Linked DNA regions of Homo sapiens: region 2 is linked to region 1. A link is a loop called in an ENCODE intact Hi-C map of the cell type or tissue named here. Cell type or tissue: CD4-positive, alpha-beta T cell. All regions are shown on one strand. Each heading gives the region's core, and the rest is flanking DNA. Links, peaks and the distances in the headings are about the cores only.

Region 1 (10,806 bases), core at 1,642-9,641:
CATTTAATCCTATGACGTAGGTATAGGGAAGGAAACTGAGGCTCAGAACCTCTGCCAGCTAGTTGTGGGCTTCCTTTGAGGCACAGGGGAGCTGAATGGGAGGGTCTACATAGGACAGGGCGTGTCTGAGTCCAGGAAGGACAGCTGGACTTGGGCCAGTCTCACAGGTGGGAAGGCTGTCTTTCTGTGAGGATGGGTGACTTGTTGACCTTTGATCCTCAGAGCCCTGATGCAGCAGGAGTGAAATGATTCCCAGAGCCACAGAAAACAAGAGTATCTTTGTCTTGGATTTTAGATCCTGGAGCTATCAGGTGGTAAGAAGGCTGTCTGACCCAGATTAAGTGATGTCATGGTATCATGTTGGGGTGTGGGCCTTCCTGTTGTAAATTATTTGGGATTTCATAGAGATCGAAGTCATGTGTGGATGACATGACTTCAGGATGTCCCATTAGAAGAGGAACGTGGGGGTCAGGCGTGGTGGCTCACGCCAGTAGTCCCAGCACTTTGGGAGGCTGAGGCGGGCGGATCACGAGGTCAGGAGTTCAGGACCAGCCTGACCAACATGGTGAAACCCTGTCTCTACTAAAAATACAAAAATTAACAGGGTGTGGTGGCACATGCCTGTAATCCCAGCTACTCGGGAGGCTGAGGCAGGAGAAGTGCTTGAGCCCGGGAGGCACAGGTTGTGGTGACCTGAGATTGTGCCATTGCACTTCAGCCTGGGCAACAAGAATGAAACTCCATCTCCAAAAAAAAAAAAGGCTGGGTGCGGTGGCTTACGCCTGTAATCCCAGCACTATGGGAGGCCAAGGCGGGTGGATCACAAGGTCAGGAGATCGAGACCATCCTGGCTAACACGGTGAAACCCCATCTCTACTAAAAATACAAAAAAAATTAGCTGGGCATGGTGGTGGGTGCATGTAGTCCCAGCTACTCGGGAGGCTGAGGCAGGAGAATGGCGTGAACCCGGGAGGCGGAGCTTGCAGTGAGCCAAGATCGCACCACTGCACTCCAGCCTGGGGGACAGAGCGAGACTCTGTCTCAAAAAAAAAAAAAAAAAAAAAAGAGGAACTTGGGAAAGAGCATGGGCTTTGGTGTCAGCAGAAGCATGTGTCCAGTTCCATGCTCTTCCCTTATAGCTGTGTGACCCTGCTATCTGCACAGGGACTTGAGCCTCTCAGAATCTGTTACTGCATCTGGAAAATGGAAATCTGGAAATGTCACTGCATCTGTAGCAACAACCAGGCCATTTTGTTACTAGGTTTAAGTGAGGGAAGGCATGTAAGGCACTCAGTCCAGATCATGGCACTTAGTAGGCCTGAGCACATTTGCTCCCACCTCAGTGACCTCCTTGTTAACACGACATCTCCTGACTTTGGGGCTGCAGAGTGATGCAGAGCACTGGCCAGTGTTGCCATGCACCCAGGGTGCAGGGAGACCTGTCTTGCAGGTGTTCAAACAACTTTTGTCAGCCTCAGTGTCAGGGACTTTTGTTGCGTAGAGCAGTCACCAAATCCTATGGTGAGAAGAGAAATCGTTGGAGATGGGGGTGCAGGGGTGGAAGCTCTTATTTCAGAAGACCTGTTGTGAGGTAAGACTCAGACCCTCAGCTTCTATCCGGCCACAGAGTTTGGGACCAGCCTTTCGATGTCTTTTGGAAGATGCACATGGAATGCTTAGCCTTTGCTCTTCCCTGGAACCTGGCTTAGGCTTTGCACCTATCCCACCATGTGGTTGGGGTGAGTGAGGACAACTTCTTTTCCTCCAGAACATGGTTTCTCCATCTCAGCCCTATTGACATTTTGGGCTGGATAACTCGCTGTTTTGGGAGGCTGTCCTGTGTGCCCCGTAGGATGTCCTGCAGCCTCCCTGGCCTCTGCCTGCTAGGAGCCAGTAGCGCCCCCTCCCCCACAGACAAAAATGTCTCCAGATATTGGCAGATGTCCCCTAAAGGGCAAACTACCCTTGCTGTAGGTAATACTTGCTTTGAAGTACTGGTGTGGATGGCCTATGCCCTGGCAGTCTTACTAGGTGGGACTGGCTGTCCTCTCATTCTCATGGGATTGGCCTCATGCTGGTAGCTGACTTCCTCCCCGTGAGACCGTAGGTCTAAACTAACAAGGTTTACACATGTGACAAACATCCAGGTTGCCAGGGCTCAAAAGAGGGTTCACATCGACTCCCTTCTCATTCACTGAGTCCTTTTTCGGGAGCTTTGGCCGAGTTTGTGCTGCGTCTGGGCATCTAGGTGTCGAGTTCTTCCCTAGTGTTTTCAGCCTCGGCTTCCTCCTCTGTAAAATGGGAGTAACTGATACTTTTCCTGTCTGGGTGGGAAAGGAACCCCGTGCTAATGTGATTGATGGTGTGGTGCTAAGCTCTGCTGCAAGGGATGTGAAGTTGAGGGAAAGGTTTACCATTTATTAGGAGCTTTGAGACCAAGTTCCTTCCACACAAGAGATATGCCCTGTCAAAGGGAGATCCCATTGCAAAGAGATTCACTGCCAAGTTCCCCCTCCCACTAGCTCCCTGGAGCAATTTTCAGCTTTTAGAGTGTTTAGAGGCCTCAGGGTGTAAAGCGAGAGAGAGAATGCCTTCCAGCCAGCGAGAGAGAATGCCTTCCAGCCGGTGACATTGAGAATAGCAGGAAAGAGGCAGAAGAAGAAACTGACTTGAAGGGTGATGCCAGCCAGGGGTGAGTGGAGTGAGGTAGGATTTGCTTTCTGAAAACTGGGATGTGCACACAACCTATCAAGAATACTTCACTTTGTGAGGCCCAAAAACAGCTCCTAGCACAGTGTAGAGCAGACTTGGTCAGAACTTCAATCCTTGATTTTTTTTTTTTTTTAACCCGAATTTCATGAGGTTTTTCTGAGACATCCACTGGACTGTCATATACCGTGTGCTGGGCTCTCATTTTATCCTTACAATTATTATGTTCATTTTAAAGACCTCATGTTAGCTAGATCAGTAGGGTGACTACAGTTTACAGTAATCTACTGTATATTTCAAAATAGCTAGAAGAGAACAATTTGGTTCTAGCATAAAGAAAAGACAAATATTTAAGGTGATACATATCCCAAGTACATTGATTTGATCTTTACAAATTGTGTGAATGTATTAAATTACCACATGTGCTCCAAAACTGTGTTCTTGAAAAAATTATCACGCCCATTTTAGAGATGAGGCACAGAGAGGTGGAGGGACTTGCCCAGATCCAGGTATGTGGCTCTCCTGTAATCTCGCTTCTATTGCTTTGTGATCAGCAGCAACTTAGTAGCTTTCAAAGCTTCAATTTTCTTGTGTGCCAAATGGGGCTAATAAATACCTTAGAGGATTGTGATCAAGATTCCGTGAAAAAATGTATGCAGTGCCCCCGGCAAGGTGCCTGGCATACAGAAAGTGCTCTGTACGCACCAGCTGCTGTCATTATTATTGTTTCAACTACCAGTGATCATAAAGGATGCCTGCTTTGATGAGCTTTTCCAGGAATATGGACTGGTCTGCCCTGATCTACTTGAATAATCTGTCTCAGGCCCTATTCGGTAAATACATGTAGGAGGTGCAGCTGCCAGGGAAGGGAGGGATGTTACCTGGAGAGGACAGAGTCTGAAGTTCAGGAAATACAGCAAGAGCCTTCCTCAGGGATGAAACATGTGATCTTATGGTCTGACTAGCCTCAAGCCAGCTGAGCTCATTGCCATGCAACTTGGTAGTTAATGATTGCTAGTAAGAAGTTTAAAAGGATCATCCCCTCAAAGAATGTCAGAGTTGGAAAAGACCTTAGGGACATTAGGCTAGGAAAGACAATGTCCTAGTGAGTGACTGCTTGGGCCCTGTATAGAAGGGATTCTCAGATCACTTGGGATGTCCTGGCTCAGCAGGAGGCTAAGGTGGGATCAATTAGTGATGTCTGCCATGGCCACAAGAGAGGCAAGGAGTGGCACATGTGCTGTTTATTTGCTGTCTTTGGCTGCAGCTGAGGACACTGAGGCCCAAGACTTGCTTGCTTACTGGACGATCACCCAAGTCATTAAACCACAAAAATCTCTTTTGGAAGGAATCTGTTAAGAATGTCTGATTATAAGAGTTGCACCTTTGAGCAAGTATTTTTTGCTTGATAGTCTTCAGTGAGGAGGAACTGTCTTCAAAGAGCACATTCTGTCTTTTGGCAATTCTCCCAATTAGAACTTAGACCACTGAGGTAGAAAGGCCTTAGAAGCCCCTTTAAGTGGGCTCTTCTCAACTGGGGCTGCACCTGAGAAGCTTTTGGAAAATACCAGTTGGAGGCTCCCTCCCCAGACCAGTGGATTCTGGATATCTGGGTGTATGGACACCTCTTGCCCCCATTGGTGTTTTATTTTCCAAGCTCCTCATGTGTTGTTAATATGTAGCCAGGGTTGAGAACCACTGAGACCAAAACTCTTTGGAAACAGAGACCCAGAAAGGGAGAACATGATTGTCTATGGGTATGTAGGGCTAGTGGCACAAGGAGAAGGAAAACTAGGGGGGAAAAGGCCTTTATCAAATGCCACCCATATGCTAGTCTCTTTTACTTTCATGCCGAGATTCTTCTTTTTTTTTTTGAGTCAGAGTCTCGCTCTGTCACCCAGGCTGGAGTGCAGTGGTGCGATCTCGGCTCACTGCAACCTCCGCCTTCTGGGCTCAAGTGATTCTCTTGCCTCAGCCTCCTGAGTATCTGGGAGTACAGGCTTGTGCCACCACAGCTGGCTAAATTTTTTGTATTTTTAGTAGAGATGGGGTTTCACCATGTTGGCCAGGCTGGTCTTGCCCTCCTCACCTCAGCTGATCTGCCTGCCTTGGCCTCCCAAAGTGCTGGTATGCCTGGCCCTTTTTTTTTTTTTTTTTTGAGATAGGGTCGTGTTCTGTTGCCCAGGCTGGAGTGCAGTGGTGTGATCACAGCTCATTGCAGCCTCAACTTCCTGGGCTCAAGCGATCCTCCTACCTTACCTGCCTGAGTAGCTGGGACTACAGATGTGTGCCACCTCTCCTGGGTAATTTTAAAATTTTTTTTTTGTAGAGATGGGGGTCTCACTATGTTGCCACAGCTGGCCTCCAAGTCCTGGGCTCAAACGATCCTCCCGTCTTGGCCTCCCAAAGTGCTAAGATTATAGGTGCAAGCCACCTCTCCTGGCTTGCTTCTTTCCCGTAAATTGAGGTGTGTTATTCCACTGCTTAAAAGCCTACATGGCTTCATATCGCTGTTAGTATAAACCCAAACAGTGGTCTGCAAGACTCTGAACCTTAGATCAGGATGATCAGACCCCTCCCTCCCCTCCACCCTCCGACCTCATCCTGGCTACCCACTCCCTGTTCACAGACTACAGTCACCTGGCTCTAGTACAACAGACACTTGAACCTACCCCGCCCCTCTCCCTCAGGGCCTGGTACTATCCTCCTCGCTCCTTCTTATCACTCAGGCCCCTCTATCCCATCATCCTCCTTCATTTCCTCCCATCCTTATCACCTACTCATTTCTGTCTGTCTCCCCACCTCTTGGATTATGAGTTCAGGGGAGTGGGACCCCCTATGTCTGATTTCCTTATGTGTAGGACAGAGCGTGCCTCAAAAGCATGCTTGCTTGGTGAATGAATTGAAAGAACCACCCTGACATGGAGCTGGTATTATCCACAGGTTACAATGGACTGGACCTCCTCTTCCAGTCCCATATAATTTTTTTTTTTTTTTTTTTTTTTTAAATTTTGAGACAGAGTCTCACTCTGTCGCCCAGGCTCGAGTACAGTGGTGATCTTGGTTTACTGCAACCTCTGCCTCCCAGGTTCAAGCAATTCTCGGTCCTCAGCCTCCCCAGTAGTTGGGACTACAGGCATGTGCCATTACACCTAGCTAGTTTTTGTGTTTTCGTAGAAACAAGGTTTCACCATGTTTGCCAGGCTGGTCTTGAACTCCTGGACTTAAGTGATCTGCCTGCCTTGGCATCCCAAAGTGGTGAGATTACAGGCATGAGCCATTGTACCTGGCCCCATATCACTTCTTATTATCTCATAATATTCTTACCTTTTGCAGTGACAGCCCCAAAGTGTGTGTGTGTGTGTGTGTGTGTGTGTGTGTGTGTGTGTGTGTTTGGGGTGGGGATCATAATAATCCTGCAGGTGGGGTTTAGCTCTGGTGAAAAGAGCACAGATCCTTTGATTTGGGTTTGAATCCCAGCACTTCCTCTTACTAAGCTGTGTGATCTTGGGACATTACTAACCTCTGTGAGGTTCAGTTTTTCTTGGCTGCAAAATGTAAGCACAATACTAATAAGTAACTGACAGATGCTGTGCTTCTGCCAGACACTGTACCCAGTGCTTTGTGTGTATTGGCTGAGTGAATCCTCATGACACCCTAATGAGGTAGGTCTCTTCTCTTCTTGCTTTCATTTTACAGGAGAGGAAAATGAGATGCAGAGAAGCTAAGCAACCAGCCTGAGGCCACACAGCCAATCAGTTGAGAGTCAGAGTTCAAGCCTAGGCTGCTTGCTGCCAGAGTCAGAGTGTTAGGTAGGACTTTATGAAATCATGCCCACAGGCCCCGGAACAGGTAGTGGTGCAGACACTTGGTAAACCGTAGTTACCCCTCCCACTTTGACATTTACTCTCCTGGTGACATTTAAGTTTTCTGACTGTTTTGTTGTTCAAGTTGGTGACAAAAGTACCAATTTCCTGCCTGCTCACTTCCAAACACAGCTTCTGTTGATGAGAACTAAGGGAGTACAACTTTTCAGGCCGGGGGTGTGCATGGTGTTTTGGGCCTTGGTGCTCAGGAAGTGTGGGCACTCCCTTAAATTTTTTAAATGGGCAAATGAGTGCATTTTCCTATTTAAATTTTTTTTTTTTTTTTTTTGAGACAGAGTCTCGCTCTGTCACCCAGGCTGGAGTGCGGTGGCGCCATCTCAGCTCACTGCAACCTCTGCTTCCCGGGTTCAAGTGATTCTTGTGCCTCAGCCTCCCGAGTAGCTGGGATTACAGGAGGCTGCCGCCACACCTGGCTAGTTTTTGTGTTTTTAGTAGAGATGGGGTTTCACCATGTTGGCCAGGATGGTCTGGAACTCCTGACCTCAACTGATCTGCCCACCTCGGCCTCCCAAAATGCTGGGATTACAGGCATGAGCCACCATGCCTAGCCTCACTCCCTTAAATTTTTAAAATGGGTAAATGAGTGCATTTTCCCATTTGAAACATTTTCTGCTTCAAATCCTTATTGAGCACTTTGTGCTAGGCATTGTGACTATGATCAGTATAAAAACCCCAAGAAAACAAAAAAACAAAAACAGTAATTCACTGTCCTGTCACCCCCAACTCATCAATCCTTTGCTTTTCCATAACTGGTTACCTGGGTGCTTTTCTTCGTTGTGATTATTTTTTATTGGAAATGCAGATTTGTGACTGTGATGGGCCTGAGGTCAGGTCACCTTGCTGAGGCGAGTTTCCTGGGCGGCTTTGCCCTGTTTTGATAAACAGAAGAATGAGCAGCTGGAGCTGCATTTCAAGTGGCTGCTTTAGTTGAGGCAGGCAGGCCTCAGTGTTTATGTGACACCGAGCAGCTTCAAAATGAGCTTGGTCATTTAAAAAAATTTATTTTTTCCTAGTTAGGTAACAGTGGTATAACAACATTAAAAGAAATGTAGAAACTAGAGAAAGGAAAAAAAAAAGCCCTTTATCCCCCCCATCACAAAACTATTATAATTTCAAAATAGTTACAAGTACAATGTATTCCAAGTGGCTTCTTATTTAAGATAATTATATTCACAGAGCAGGGACCGTTTCAGGTCCTTTAATGCTGAAAGGCTAAATAAAGAGAACTTTTTATTTTTTCCATGTTAATACATGGATGATATTAACCATGATGTTTAATAGCTACAGAATACTGCATGAAATGGATGTACTATAATTCATTTAGCCTTTTTCGTATTTAGAGATTTAAGCAGTAGCCAATTTTTCACCATTACAAGTGGTGCAAGGACCAATATCTTCATGAATACAGCATTTTCTGTAAAGCAGAAATTCTTTCTTCAGGATTAATTTCCAGATATCTTTCTGGTATTAGACACATACCACTTGCCTAATAACGTTCCAAAAGGAATTCATTGTTTACATTGCTATTAGAACATATGAGATTGCCTGTTTCATTATGTCCGTCCCAGCACTGGGTATTATCATTAAAAAAAAAAGATTTTAAATTTATTTATTGAGTTATTTACTTGAGACAGAGTTTTGCTTGTCTCCCAGGCTGGAGTGCTGTGGCACGATCTTGGTTCACTGCAACGTCCGCCTCCCAGGTTCAAGCGATTCTCCTGCCTCAGCCTTCCAAATAGCTGGGATTATAGGCACCCACCACCATGCCCAGCTAATTTTTGTATTTGTAGTAAAGATGGGGTTTCATCATGATGGCCAGGCTGGTCTCGAACTCCTGACCACAGATGATCCACCCACCTTGGCTCCTCAAAGTGTTGGGATTACAGGCGTGAGCCACCGTGCCCAGCCAATATTTTAAATTTAATGTTTACATTTGCACACATGCCAATTGGGCTTCATGGTGGCTGCCTCACACCACTTTTTGTCCGTGTGTGAGACTCACATAGAGGCTGTTTTCTGTGATCCTTTTTTAAAAAATAATTACATTTTTTTAATGCTCAGGGAAAATGTCAAATAATTGTTTATGTTTTGTACTGAAATCTGCACTGGTCTGATGGTACCCAGAAAAACTCTTAACTGTAGCCAGAAACCAGCTGAGCCTAGTTGTATGCAACCTGACTGCAAAGGTCATCAGGTGCTCTCATTTTATTTTTAGAGCTATATTTTAGCTCTAACGTGATTGTTGGGTGAACACTTGCAGAATGAAATATGACTGACACCTACCAGCTGTCTACACATTCCTGGTTATATCTTAGGAAGGCAGTGTGTGCTAGCACCTTGGGAAGAGAATGTTGAGTTCAAATCCTAGTTTTGCCCCTTGCACCAATACCTTGATCAGATTCCTCCCCTGCGTCCTCCCTACCCTTTCTTCAACTTCACACCTTAGTTTCTTTACTTGTAAATTGGGTTGATAGTGGGCTGCTGTCAGAATTAAGGACATCGTTTTGTCAAGGATTTTGCATACAGGAAGTCATGGTGACAGCTGTTGTTACTGTTGTCCTGAGGAGTGGGGACAGGAGAGGAGGAAAACAGGCTGGTCCAGGTGTCTTTCCTTAAAGGAGGCTCCAGCTTAGTTGGGGAGATAGATGGGCTGGTCAGAGTTTCAAGTCATAGGCAGTGCAGGCCTCAAAGGAACAGCCAGGACTTGAGACAAGAATCAGGCCAAGTGAGTAACTGTTGCTGCTGTGGCAGTGAATGTTAGCAGCCCAGGCCTGCAGGGGGGAAGACTCATTTGGGGTACAGTGAGAGGTCTTGCTGGGCAAATGCAGGGTGTTTGCGGCAAGGTAGGCTGGGGCTGGACTTGGAGGATGCCTGCGTGATTTAGATTCTATCTTGTAGAGAATGAGGTATCATGGAAGGATTTTCTTTTCATGTTGTAAATATTAATCATTTTATTGTTTTGTATTTTTGATGGCAATATAAAAATACCAGCTTTGTTGAGATATAATTTACATACAGTAAAATTCATCCATTTAGAAAGTATACAGTTCAAAGCTGGGCGCAGTGGCTCATGCCTGTAATCTCAGCACTTTGGGAGGCTGAGGTGGGTGGATCACTTGAGGTCAGGAGTTCAAGATCAGCATGGCCAACATGATGAAACCCCGTCTCTACTAAAAATACAAAAATTAGCCAGGCATGGTGGTGGGTGCCTCTAATCCCACCTGCTTGCGAGGCTGAGGCTGGAGAATCACTTGAACCTGGGAGGTGGAGGTTGCAGTGAGCAGAGATCATGCCACTGCACTCCAGCCTGGACGACAGAGTGAGACTCTATCTTAAAAAAAAAAAAAGCATACAGTTCAGTTGTTTTTAGTATATTCAGAATTGTGCAACCATCACTGCTGTCTAGTTCCAGAATATTTTCGTTACTCACAAAAGAAACCCCATGCCCACGAGTGCTCACTCCTGATTTCTCCCTCCCCCACCTCCTGGCAACCACCAATTTGCTTTCTGTTTCTGTGAATTTACCTGTTCTATGTATTTCATGTGAGTAGAATCATACACTGTGTGTCCTTTTGATTCTGGCTATTTCGCCTAGCATAGTGTTTTCAAGGTCCATCCATGTTGGAGCAGGTATCACTGCTTTGTTCTTTTTTTATGGCTGAATGATATTTCATCACAGAGAGATACCATGTTTTGTTTATCCTTTTATGAGCTGATGGTCGTTTGGGTCATTTCTACTTTTTGGCTATTGTGAGTGACACTGCTATGAACGTTTGTCTACCAGTGTTTGTGTGGCCACGGGTTTTCAATGTGGGAGGATTTTGAACTGGGGAGTGGTGTTTGGAGCCTTTGGGTGGGGTGGGCTGTGAGGAGCCTGTGTGTGTGTCTGCCCTTACTGGGCTGGGTTTAGGGCAAGCTTCATGTGCTTCCTTTCTTTTAAGGGACTCTCTGAGACAGGGTTATTATCCCCTTTTTGCAGATGAGGGCACTCAGGCTCAGTGAGGTTAAATAAGCTGCATGGCTAGACAATGGCAGATAGCAGCCCTGTCCGGCTCTTAGCCAGCTTGCAGCCACCTGCCCCTGCTGGGCCAGGCGATTGCAGTGGTCTTGGCTGGGAGGGGCCCAGAGGCTGTGTGGTGCTGGAGAGAGGCAGCAGGCTGGACCTGGTTGGGCAAGGCTGAGTGGTTGTGGGATAAGAGGAGATGTTTCA
Region 2 (10,806 bases), core at 905-8,904, 140 kb before region 1:
GTTCAAGCAATTCTCATGCCTCATCCTCCTAGTAGCTGGGATTTCAGGCGTGTACCTCTAACAACATTTTTGTATTTTTAGTAGAGATAGGGTTTCGCCATGTTGGCCAGGCTGGTCTCGAACTCCCGGCCTCAAGTGATCCCCCACCTTGGCCTCCCAAAGTGCTGGGATTACAGGCGTAAGCCACTGTGCCCAGCCAATTTTCTGTAAATTTCAATTATGATTCATTATATGATTAGTTAAATGTTACTTCTGTATCTTTGTAGGAGCTTACATGTAATTTAATTCACAAAATCAAAACAAACTCTTGCTAAGGTGGGCGAGGTGGCTCACGCCTGTAATCCCAGCAGTTTGGGAGGCTGAGGCGACAGATCACTTGAGGTCAGGAGTTCAAGACCAGCCTAGCCAACATGGTGAAACCCCACGTCTACTAAAAATATAAAAAAAATTAGCCAGGCATGATGGCATGCACCTGTAATCCCAGCTACTAGGGAGGCTGAGGCAGGAGAATTGCTTGAACCTGGGTGGTGGAGGTTGCAGTGGTGCCATAATGAGCCAAGGTGGCACCACTGCACTCCAGCCTGGGCGACAAAGCAAGACTCCATCTCAAAAAAAAAAAAAAAAATCCTCGCTTGAACCATATGTTCTGAGTTTTACTTCTGAAAATATGAATGCCTTACCTATTAAAACTAGCTCTGGTATAACTGGAAATGAGTTGACATTATAGTAATTCACACTGAGGTGCTGATGACTATAAAAACTTCATAAATTGCCTTTCCCAGAGGTAAGTCATGGCAACATACACTACCTTAACTGGTAGGGCATTGCCCCTCCTCCCTCTCTTGCTAATCAGTTGTGGGAGTCCTTTTCTACTGCCTCGGTATCATTTTCAACAGAGTGATTCAGAGAGCTATCAGCTGACTGGAATTGGCACGTTATCTATATACTCCACTTACCATCTCATTCAAAGGGATTAAACTCTAGTGGTGGAATTGGAGGCATCAACAAAGAACCAGATGTGCAGGTAGCCTCAGTAGGGGCAGTTAAGTTCATCTCAGTAAAATATGTTTAATATTAGTCTTTTTTTTTTCTTTTTTAAGATAGAGTCTCACTCTGTTGCCCAGGCTGGAGTGAAGTGGCACCATCTCCACTCACTGCAGCCTCTGTCTTTTGGGTTCAAGCATTGTCCTGCCTCAGCCTCCCGAGTAGCTAGGATTACAGGTGCTCACCACCACGCCCAGCGAATTTTTGTATTTTTAGTAGAGACAGGGTTTCACCATGTTGGCGAGGCTGGTCTTGAACTCCTGACCTCAGGTGATCCACCTGCCTTGGCCTCCCAAAATGCTGGGATTACAGGCGTGAGCCACCGCGCCTGGCCAATATTAGTCTTAAAAAACAAGGTGGGCCAAGCATGGTCTCGCCATGTTAGCCAGGCTGGTCTCGAACTCGAGGCGGGCACAGGAGTTTGAGACAAGCCTGGGCAACATGGCGAAACCCCATCTCTACATAAAGTACAAAAATTAGCCAGGTGTGGTGGTACATGCCTGTAGTATCAGCTACTCTGGAGGCTGAGGTGGGAGGGAGGATGACCTGAGCCCAGGGAGGTTGAGGCTGCAGTGAGCTAGCTGAGATCACATTACTGGGCAACAGAGACCCTGTTTAAAAAAAAAAAAAATCAAGATCAAAAGTTGATCCAGTAAAAAGGGTTATTTGCATGTATAGAGTCCAAAAGTGCTTTTTTTTTTAGACAGGGTCTTACTCTGTTACCCAGGGTGGAGTGCAGTGGCATGATCAAGGCTCGCTGCAACCTCTGCCTCCCAGGTTCAAGTGATTCTCCTGCCTCAGCCTCCCAAGTAGCTGGGATTACAGGCTCGCACCACCACGGCTGGCTCATTGTTTTGTATTTTTAGTAAAGACAGAGTTTTACCATGTTGGTCAGGCTGGTCTTGAACTCCTGACCTCAAGTGATCTGCCTGCCTCGGCCTCCCAAAGTGCTGGCATTACAGGTGTGAGCCACTGTGCCTGGCCTCAGAAGTGCTTTTTAATATAAAAGTGTACAATACAATTAAGAGGCTAGAAATTCAGATATTTGAGTAGAGATTCTCACCTATATCTAGACCATCTTGAAGTTGCACCCACTTCAAACCCTCCCTTCTCATTCGGTTCTGTCTTAAAACCTCAGGGCTATCACTTCCTTTGTTGCTGCATGATCATGGGCAATGCCAATCAATGTGCTCACGTCTTTATGTCTTTCTCTGCAAAATAATGATGGCAATAAATATCAGTTGAGAGATTTTTGCAGTCTGTTTCATTCTTTTCTCTTTTCATCTGCTCCTGAGAGTTTTTTTTTTTAATATCCTTCTCCTGTGCTACCCCTACAAAGAATAAAAAGCTTCAAATCATAAAAATAGGATGAGTTTTTAGAAGTATCACTCCTTCCTCATTTTGCCTGCCAAGTTTCAATTTGGTGCAGGTGCCGAAAGATGTTTATAGGCAAATAAAATAAGTCACTTCCACGTCTCAGAGCAAGGATGCTCAGTGACCCGAATAGGGGTTAGAACTTTGATGAGAGGCTCCAGTTTGAGGTCAGAGGCCAATGCTTTTCCAAACCCCCAGACTTTAGTCTTGTTTTGGCTTGCATTTGTCACTGCCCAAATCTTGCAAGAATTTCTGGCAATTAAATTAGTCAAAATGTGTGACTACAATTTCAGAGCTGGCAAAGCCTCTATGGGCAGCCACAGGTCCACACCCAGTGATTGTTTATATTTCTCTCGCATCCTCCAGGATCTTGCTTACGCACCAGTTTCTCTTGAGTAACGGTATGTGGAGCCAAGTCAGTAACGGTAATATTCCTTGTCTGCCTCCTTGGGCTGGTCCTGACGCTGGCCTCGACAATGCCAGGCTCTGGAACTATTTGTTTCTGAATTCCAGCCAAGAAGTCTAACAATTCTCTCCTTTCCTTTCCATCGCCCTCTTCTTCCTTACTAATGCCAAGTCTGGGATTTTCCTTGTCTAAAGACCACAGGGGCAAGGAAATGAACTTTCTTGGGATACCACAGACCACTTAACAGAAAATGTGCCCTTTGTTCTCATTCAAATGCCTTTTCCTTAAATGATATTTCTTTTCTTTTTTTTGAGACAGAGTCTTGCTCTGTCACCTAGGCTGGAGTGCAGTGGCATGATCTCAGCTCACTGCAACCTCTGCCTCCCAGGTTCAAGCGATTCTCCTGCCTCAGCCTCCCGAGTAGCTGGGATTACAGGCGTCCACCACCATGCCTGGCTAATTTTTGTGTTTTTAGTAGAGGCAGGGTTTCACCATGTTGGCCAGGCTAGTCTCCAACTCCTGACCTCAGGTGATCCCCCCGACCTTGGGCTCCCCAAATGCTGGGATTACAGGCATGAGCCACCGTGCCCGGCCTCCTTAAATGATATTTCTAAGGTTTCCTCAGATCTATCTGCACTAACTACTTGATTTTTCCTAGGTGCCTGTCAGAAGACTAAAAGGAGGCATTGGAATTCTGAATTTTCTGATTAGAAAGCAGTAGCTCACCGTAATCCCAGCACTTTGGGAGGCTGAGGTGGGTGGATCATTTGAGGTCAGGAGTTTGAGACCAGCCTGGCCAAAATGGTGAAACCCCGTCTCTACTAAAAATACAAAAAATAGCCGGGTGTGATGGCAGGCACCTGTAATCCCAGCTACTTGGGAGGCTGAGGCAGGAGAATCTCTTGAATCTGGGAGATGGAGGTTACAGTGAGCCAAGATCATGCCACTGCACTCCAGCCTGGGTGACAAAGCAAGACTCTGACTCAAAAAAAAAAAAAAAAAAAAAAGGCCAGGTGCGGGGGCTCACCCTTGTAATCCCAGCACTTTGGGAGGCCAAGGCGGGTGGATCATGAGGTCAGGAGTTCAAGACCAGCCTGACCAACATGGTGAAACCCAGTCTCTACTAAAAATACAAAAATTAGCCAGGTGTAGTGGTGTGTGCCTGTAATCCCAGCTACTTAGTAAGCTGAGTCAGGAGAATTGCTTGAACCCGGGAGGCGGAGGTTGCAATGAGCTGAGATCATGCCACTGCACTCCAGCCTGGGCGACAGAGTGAGACTCTGTCTCAAAAAAAAAAAAAAAAAAGAAAGGAGTACCTCAAAAAGAAAAAGTGATTTGCCCAGGCATTTAGTCAGGCAATTCTATTAGTTGTGTCTGAATCCATTCTTTAAACATTTTAAAATGCTTTTAGCTCCTAGCAACCATATCCAAAACAAAGGAAGCAAACCCTTGTATTTACCTACAGGAAATAGAAAGATGCAGGTCTGGCTGTTGATCACTGATTCCACCATGAGCCAGAAAATTTTACTTCATTTGGCCAAACCCCGGGACAGTTCAGTAGGGATTGCTGTTGACACAAATAGGGGTTCCAGTTCCCACTGTTAACTAACCACTTGGCCTTGGCAAGTCACTTCATTTCTCTGGGCCTCAGTTTCCTCATCTGTAAAATGAGGCCTCTGGGCTTCATGATCTCTTAGGTTTCCTGGTTCACAACTAGGAAAATGCTAAGATAAAGGTATAGGTATAAACATCTTTAAAAAGTCAGAAAAACATCTATAACATTTCAAAAGAACAATCTCTAGTGGATAAAAATATGTGTACAGTACAGTTGACTCAGCAATTTCACTCAGAGTTTTATCCTAAGGAAACAATCACAGATATGCTTCAAGATACAAGGATTGACGGGCGTGGTGGCTCATGCCTATAATCCCAGCACTTTGGGAGGCCAAGGCGGGTGGATCACCTGAGGTCAGGAGTTCGAGACTAGGCTGGCCAACATGGTGAAACCCTGTCTCTACTAAAAATACAAAAAAATTAGCCGGGTGTGGTGGCACGTGCCTGTGATCCCAGCTGCTCAGGAGGCTGAGGCAGGAGAATCGCTTAAACCTGGGAGGCGGAGGTTGCAATGAGCTGAAATCGCGCCACTACACTCCAGCCTGGGCAACAGAGCGAGACTCAAAAACAAACAAAAAACAAGGATGACTGTCACAGTGTTTGCTTTTTTTCCCAAAATAAACATTTAATTTTAGAATAGGTTTAGATTTACAAAGAAATTGTAAAGGTAGTACAGAGATTTCCCGTATACTCCATCTATTCTCTCTCCCCAGCTCCCCTATTGTTAACAGTTTATGTTAGTATTGTCAGAGGCGTTCGAAACAGAGCGACTCCATTTTGAGTGAGGGCTGGAAAAATGAGGCCAGGACTTGCTGAGCTACATTCTCAGAAAGTTAGGCATTCCTAACCTCTAGATGTTTACGGCTAAGGGGACAAATTAATAATGCTTACTGAACAGACCCAGACTTGGGAGTGTCCAGATATCCCGATATCTGGAGAACAAAGGCATTCCTAATTTTGCTTTAAAGATAATAATATTGATTTTTGAAAAATATAGTAATTAAAAAAACTTAATCCTTTATCACAAACCCTTGTAGCAGAGCACATCTCCCCATATATACAAGCTTTGTACCTAGGGTGGATGCGTTCCTCCTCTTACTTTTGGGAACATCCTACTCTGTCTATGGAGTAGCTGTCCTTTCACCACTTTACTTTCCTAATACACTTGTTTTTGCTTTGCACTGCGGACTCACCCTGAAGTCTTTCTTGTGTGAGATCCAAGAACCCTCTCTTGGGGTCTGGATCGGGACCCCTTTCCTATCTGTAACAGTATGAAACATTGGTCACAACTAATGAACCAATACATATATATATATATTTTTGAGACAGAGTCTCGCTCTGTCACCCAGGCTGGAGTGCAGTGGCCTGATCTCGGCTCAGTGCAATCTCCACCTCCCTGATTCAAGCAATTCTCCTGCCTCAGTCTCCAGAATAGCTGGGATTACAGATGCCTGCCACCATGCCTGGCTAGTTTTTGTATTTTTAGTAGAGATGGGGTTTCACCATTTTGGCCAGGCTGGTCTTGAATTCTTGACCTCAAGTGATCTGCCCACCTCAGCTTCCCAAGGTGCTGGGATTACAGGCATGAGCCACCATGCCCAAACTAATAAACCAATATTGATACAGTATTATTAACTAAAATCCATACTTTTTTTCCCCCAATTTTAAGAGACAAGGTCTCATTCTGTCGCTCAGACTGGAGTGCAGTGGCATGATCATAGCTCACTGCAGCCTCAATCTCCCAGGCTCAAGTGATCCTCCCGCCTCAGCCTCCTGGGTAGCTGGGACTACAGGCACATGCCACCATGCCTGGCTAATTTTTAAATGTTTTGTAGAGATGGAATCTCTCTATGTTGCCCAAGCTAGTCAGGAATTCCCCTTGACAGTTTTGAGAAGTACTGAACAAGTATTTTGTAGAATGTCTTTTGTCTGATTTTTCTCTTAAAAAATCATGATTAGATTAGGGTTATGAGAGGAAGACCACAGAGGTAAAGTGCCATTCTTGTCCCAGCACAGCAGCAGGGGTACATGCTGTCTGCGTGACTTTTCGCTGATTATGTTAAGCTTAGTCACTTAGCTGAGGTAGTGTTTGCCAGATTTCACTGAGCTTTTTTTTTTTTGAGGCGGAGTCTCACTCAGTCTGTCACCCAGGCTGGAGTGCAGTGGTGCGATCTCAGCTCACTGCAACCTCTGCCTCCTGGGTTCCAGCGATTCTTCTGCCTCAACGTCCTGAGTAGCTGGGATTAAAGGTGTGTGCCACCACACCTGGCTAATTTTTGTATTTTTAGTAGAGACAGGGTTTCACCATGTTGGCCAGGCTGGTCTCGAACTCCTGACCTTGTGATCCGCCTGCCTCGGCCTCCCAAAGTGCTGGGATTACAGGTTTGAGCCACGGCGCCCAGCCTCACTGTGCTATTTTTTTAAAATAAAAAAAGTTCTCAAGCAAACTATAGGTCAATAGAGGACTTTAAACTCCATGGGGGCAAGATCTTTGCCTGCTTTGCTCACCACTGTGTATCCAGTGCTGAGCACATTTCTGACAAATAGTAGGTGTTAATTAGAATTTGTTGAAAGAGGGTCAGGCATGGTGGCTCACGCCTGTAATCCCAGCACTTTAAGAGGCCGAGGCGGGTGGATCACCTGAGGTTAAGAGTTTGAGACCAGTTGGCCAACATGGTGAAACCCCGTCTCTACTAAAAGTACAAAAATTAGCTGGGCGTGGTGGTGCATGCCTGTAATCCCAGCTACTTGGGAGGCTGAGGCAGGAGAATCGCTTGAACCTAGGAGGCAGAAGTTGCAGTGAGTCGAGATCATGCCACTACACTCCAGCATGGGCCACAGAGCGAGACTCGTCTCAAAAAAAAATAAAAGAATTTGTTGAATGAAAAAGTGGGAAGATAAATAAATTAACTTCTCCAATATGATGGAATACTGGCAATTATCATAAACATTTGATGATGTGAAAAAATGTAAAGTATTTATTGCTCAGTGAACAAAACAATTAGAAAACAATTTCTATACATTCAGTTTTCTATGAAGTGTGTTTGTGTGTGCAGAAAAATAACTAGAAGAATGTTGTCAACATGTTAACAGTGGTCGTTGGTTATTGCTGGGTGGGAAGGGAATGGGGATTTTTATTTTTTTCTTTGTTCCATATTTTTAAAAATTGTCACAATAAAAAGGAATTACTTTTTGAATCAGAAAAAGGAATAAAAATGGAGAAAAGTTTTAAACTTCAAAAAGATTCCCGAGCAAGGAAAACAGATATTCCAATACAATACTCAGCAACCACGTTATTTAGCCATGTATTAGTATCTGTGAAGGAACTGAAATCAGTGGTGCAGTGCAGAGAGGGTGTTGTCCTCAAAGTTCTGCAGTTTCTAGGAAACAGGGTACACTAGGCACCATCTGTTTCTGATTTAGAGCATTAGAGTTACAAGATCATAAGCCGTATCTTTGTTACTCTCATAACAAATTGTTTAAAGTTAAAAAAAAAGAGTAAAGAGCAAAACCAAATGCACAGGATGCCAGAGTGAATGGCATTATTGTATCATTTGCTTTCTCTTCCCAGGGGCTTTGCATTTTAAAAACACATGTTGTGGTTTTTCTGTGATTATCTTTCCACTTCCTGTGTTGTATCTCCTTACTGTAAATATCCTTTTGTATAGTCATGCTTTTTTCCCCTTGCGTCTTACATGTGTGTCTTTCTTAATATTCACTTTCTCCAGTCTTCTACTGTTTATTTTCCCTAATACTAATTTGTATGAGTCCATTGGTATTTTTATTCTCCAACAAGATTTTTTTAGAACCCTGGTTTCAAATCCTAGTCCCATCTTTTATTAACTGTATGGTCTGGGGGAAATTGCATAATTTCTCTGAATGTTTCCCGCTGAAAATAAGGACAATATTAGGTAACCAATGGGAGTATTGCAAGGATTAAATGAGTTTAATATAAATACATAGAGGATCTAGCCTAGGGATGGGCACAAACATGGCACTTAACCCTTGGTATCTTTTCCTTCCTTCTCTCCTTCTGTGTATCCTCTAATACTATGTCTCGAGTTATCTTTCTAAAACACCAACACATACTAAAGGGTCAAGTCTAACCTTAGCAGGTTTTCAGGGTCCTCCTCAAATAAGCCCCAACCCATCTTTGTGGTCTTACTACCTTCTGGGCACATTCCTTATACACATTACTCTCCAACCACACAAATTACTAGCTGTTGCCTAAATATATGTTACTGTTTCTTCTCTCCCTGACTTTGCAAGTGCCATTTTCTGTGTCTGCAAGTCTTTCCTGCTCCTATCTGACAAACTCCTTTGCAAAGCCTTCTCTGACAGCTTGAGGCCCCCATGCTTCCCTCTGACCATAGTAATTTGTTCAAATCTTTACGAATACAATTCCTTATTCAAGTGTCTGTATCATTCACTCACGTATTCGACAAATACTTACCCAGCTGCTACTATGTGCCAGGCAAATTCTGGTGGGAGTGCAAATTCTGGTGGAATTGTGAGATTCCATAAAGGCAGGGGTCCTGTCCTGTCTTGGTGTTTAGCACTGGCGAAAAGCAAGCACTCAGTATTTGTTTGTTGAATGTTGAATAAAATGAGAGCTTTTTTCTTCAATAGTCAAACTGAAAATTATAATGCTACCAAACACTTCCTCAAAGATAAAGGGCACATTTTCTTTTACATGTAACATATTATTGTGTTTATTAACACTTCCAGGGGGCTCAGAAATATTCCTTTGCTTCAAATGTTCTCCATCTGGAAGAGTTTAGCTAATTAAACCAAAGACTACAGATGAGTTGGCCCAATTTATCTCCAGGATGAAATCCTTTTTTTCCTCCAGAGAATTCCTCAGATAAATATCAAGGGTCAATGTTACTTTTAGTAACATACAGTTTTTGAAAGTCTTAAAAATGTTTTAAATTTCTAAATTCGGTTTAAAAATACTTTTGAAAATCTTATTTTTAGTTTAAATTTACCAGTGAACTTTAGTCTACACAAAAGCATTTGTTTTGACTCGAAATGATGCCAAATCACCAACTGGTGAATAAATTGGTAATTAATCTACAAAAGGGAAGTTAGAAAAAAATTCTTTCTCTTCCCCTCCGCCTTTTTTTTTTTTTTTTGGTAAGTTTAGATCCCTGTTAGCGATGATATTCTGTGCAGATTGAAAGCTGACTCAGAGAAAGCTATTATTATCCTTCCTTTTTCAGGGTTTAAAGTTTTCATTATTAACATTTGCCGACATTTTTTAGCTTTCATTCTCGTCCTTACCCTGTTCCCTTCTCCATTCCCTTCTAATGTGTAGAAACATGTGAGCCCTGTTTTCTTGGATTCATTTGGATCTCCCTTTGTGCACTTAACAGGACAATTATGAAAATTCATGTGCTGATTACATGCTGATTTTTTTGAGCTTCAGAATGAAAACACTGTAGGCCAGTCGTGATGGATCATGCTTGTAACCCCAGCACTTTGGGATGCCAAGGCAGGCGGATCACCCGAGGTCAGGAGTTTGAGACCAACCTGGCCAACATGGTGAAACCCCATCTCTATTAAAAATACAAAAATTAGCTGGGTGTGGTGGTGGGCGCCTGTAATCTCAGCTACTCAGAAGGCTGAGGCAGGAGAATCACTTGAACCTGGGAGGCGGAGGTTGCAGTGAGCTGAGATCACGCCACTGCACTCCAGTCTGGGCAACAACAGTGAGACTCTGCCTCAAAAAAGAAGAAAAAAAGGAAAAGAAAAAGAAAACACTGTATAACTTCAAATTAACATCAATTAAATAATGTCCACAATAGCTGAGTTTTATTTATGTAAATTTAGTTATTCAGCTAAGCTGAATTTTTTTTCTCTAGTTGGAGACAATTTATCCATCTCCTGGGTTATATCATGAGATTTAAACTGATGGGCCCTGATAGGAAGAAGCTAAATTAGATTTTAATCAAAGAGATACTATGCAAAACTTGGTAGTGAAGAAAGGAAATCTAATGTCCAATACTGCCATCCTTGCCAGGCAATGTCCTTGTATGTAGAACTGACTCAACAGAATTTTCTTTTTTTTTTTGAGACAGAGTTTCATTCTTGTTGCCCAGGCTGGAGTGCAGTGGCGTGATCTCAGCTCACTGCAACCTCCGCCTCCCGGGTTCAAGCGATTCTCCCACCTCAGCCTCCCTAGTAGCTAGGATTACAGGCATGCACCACCACCCCTGGCTAATTTTGTATTTTTAGTAGAGACAGGGTTTCTCCATGTTTGTCAGACTGCTCTCGAACTCCTGACCTCAGGTGATCCACCTGTCTCAGCCTCCCAAAGTGCTGGGATTACAGGCATGAGACACCGTGCCTGGCCGGAATTTTCTTTT

The links. Hi-C counts contacts between places; a loop is a spot of excess contacts. Peaks named below come from ENCODE experiments on the same cell type or tissue, not always from the same donor. Only the 100,000 strongest peaks of a DNase experiment are listed, where the experiment ranks them.
Region 2: a loop joins it to region 1, with 1.8 times the contacts of the local background. A loop is called at or near these places in 4 of 110 quality-filtered maps.

Annotation. Positions count from the first base shown.
Region 1 is chr11:47,995,292-48,006,097 of GRCh38, forward strand. The region is part of intron 1 of PTPRJ (protein tyrosine phosphatase receptor type J); the gene reads left to right. Among named protein-coding and RNA genes, the nearest start is that of PTPRJ, 20 kb to the left of the region's middle. In CD4-positive, alpha-beta T cell, for the core only: no CTCF peak of the experiment used is centred there; DNase peaks (open chromatin) are centred at 6,500 and 7,456; H3K4me3 peaks cover 1,500 bases; H3K27ac peaks cover 6,300 bases.
Region 2 is chr11:47,855,489-47,866,294 of GRCh38, forward strand. No RefSeq gene overlaps it. Among named protein-coding and RNA genes, the nearest start is that of NUP160, 13 kb to the left of the region's middle. RefSeq lists enhancers at 6,237-6,306, 7,692-7,741. In CD4-positive, alpha-beta T cell, for the core only: no CTCF peak of the experiment used is centred there; DNase peaks (open chromatin) are centred at 4,253 and 7,873.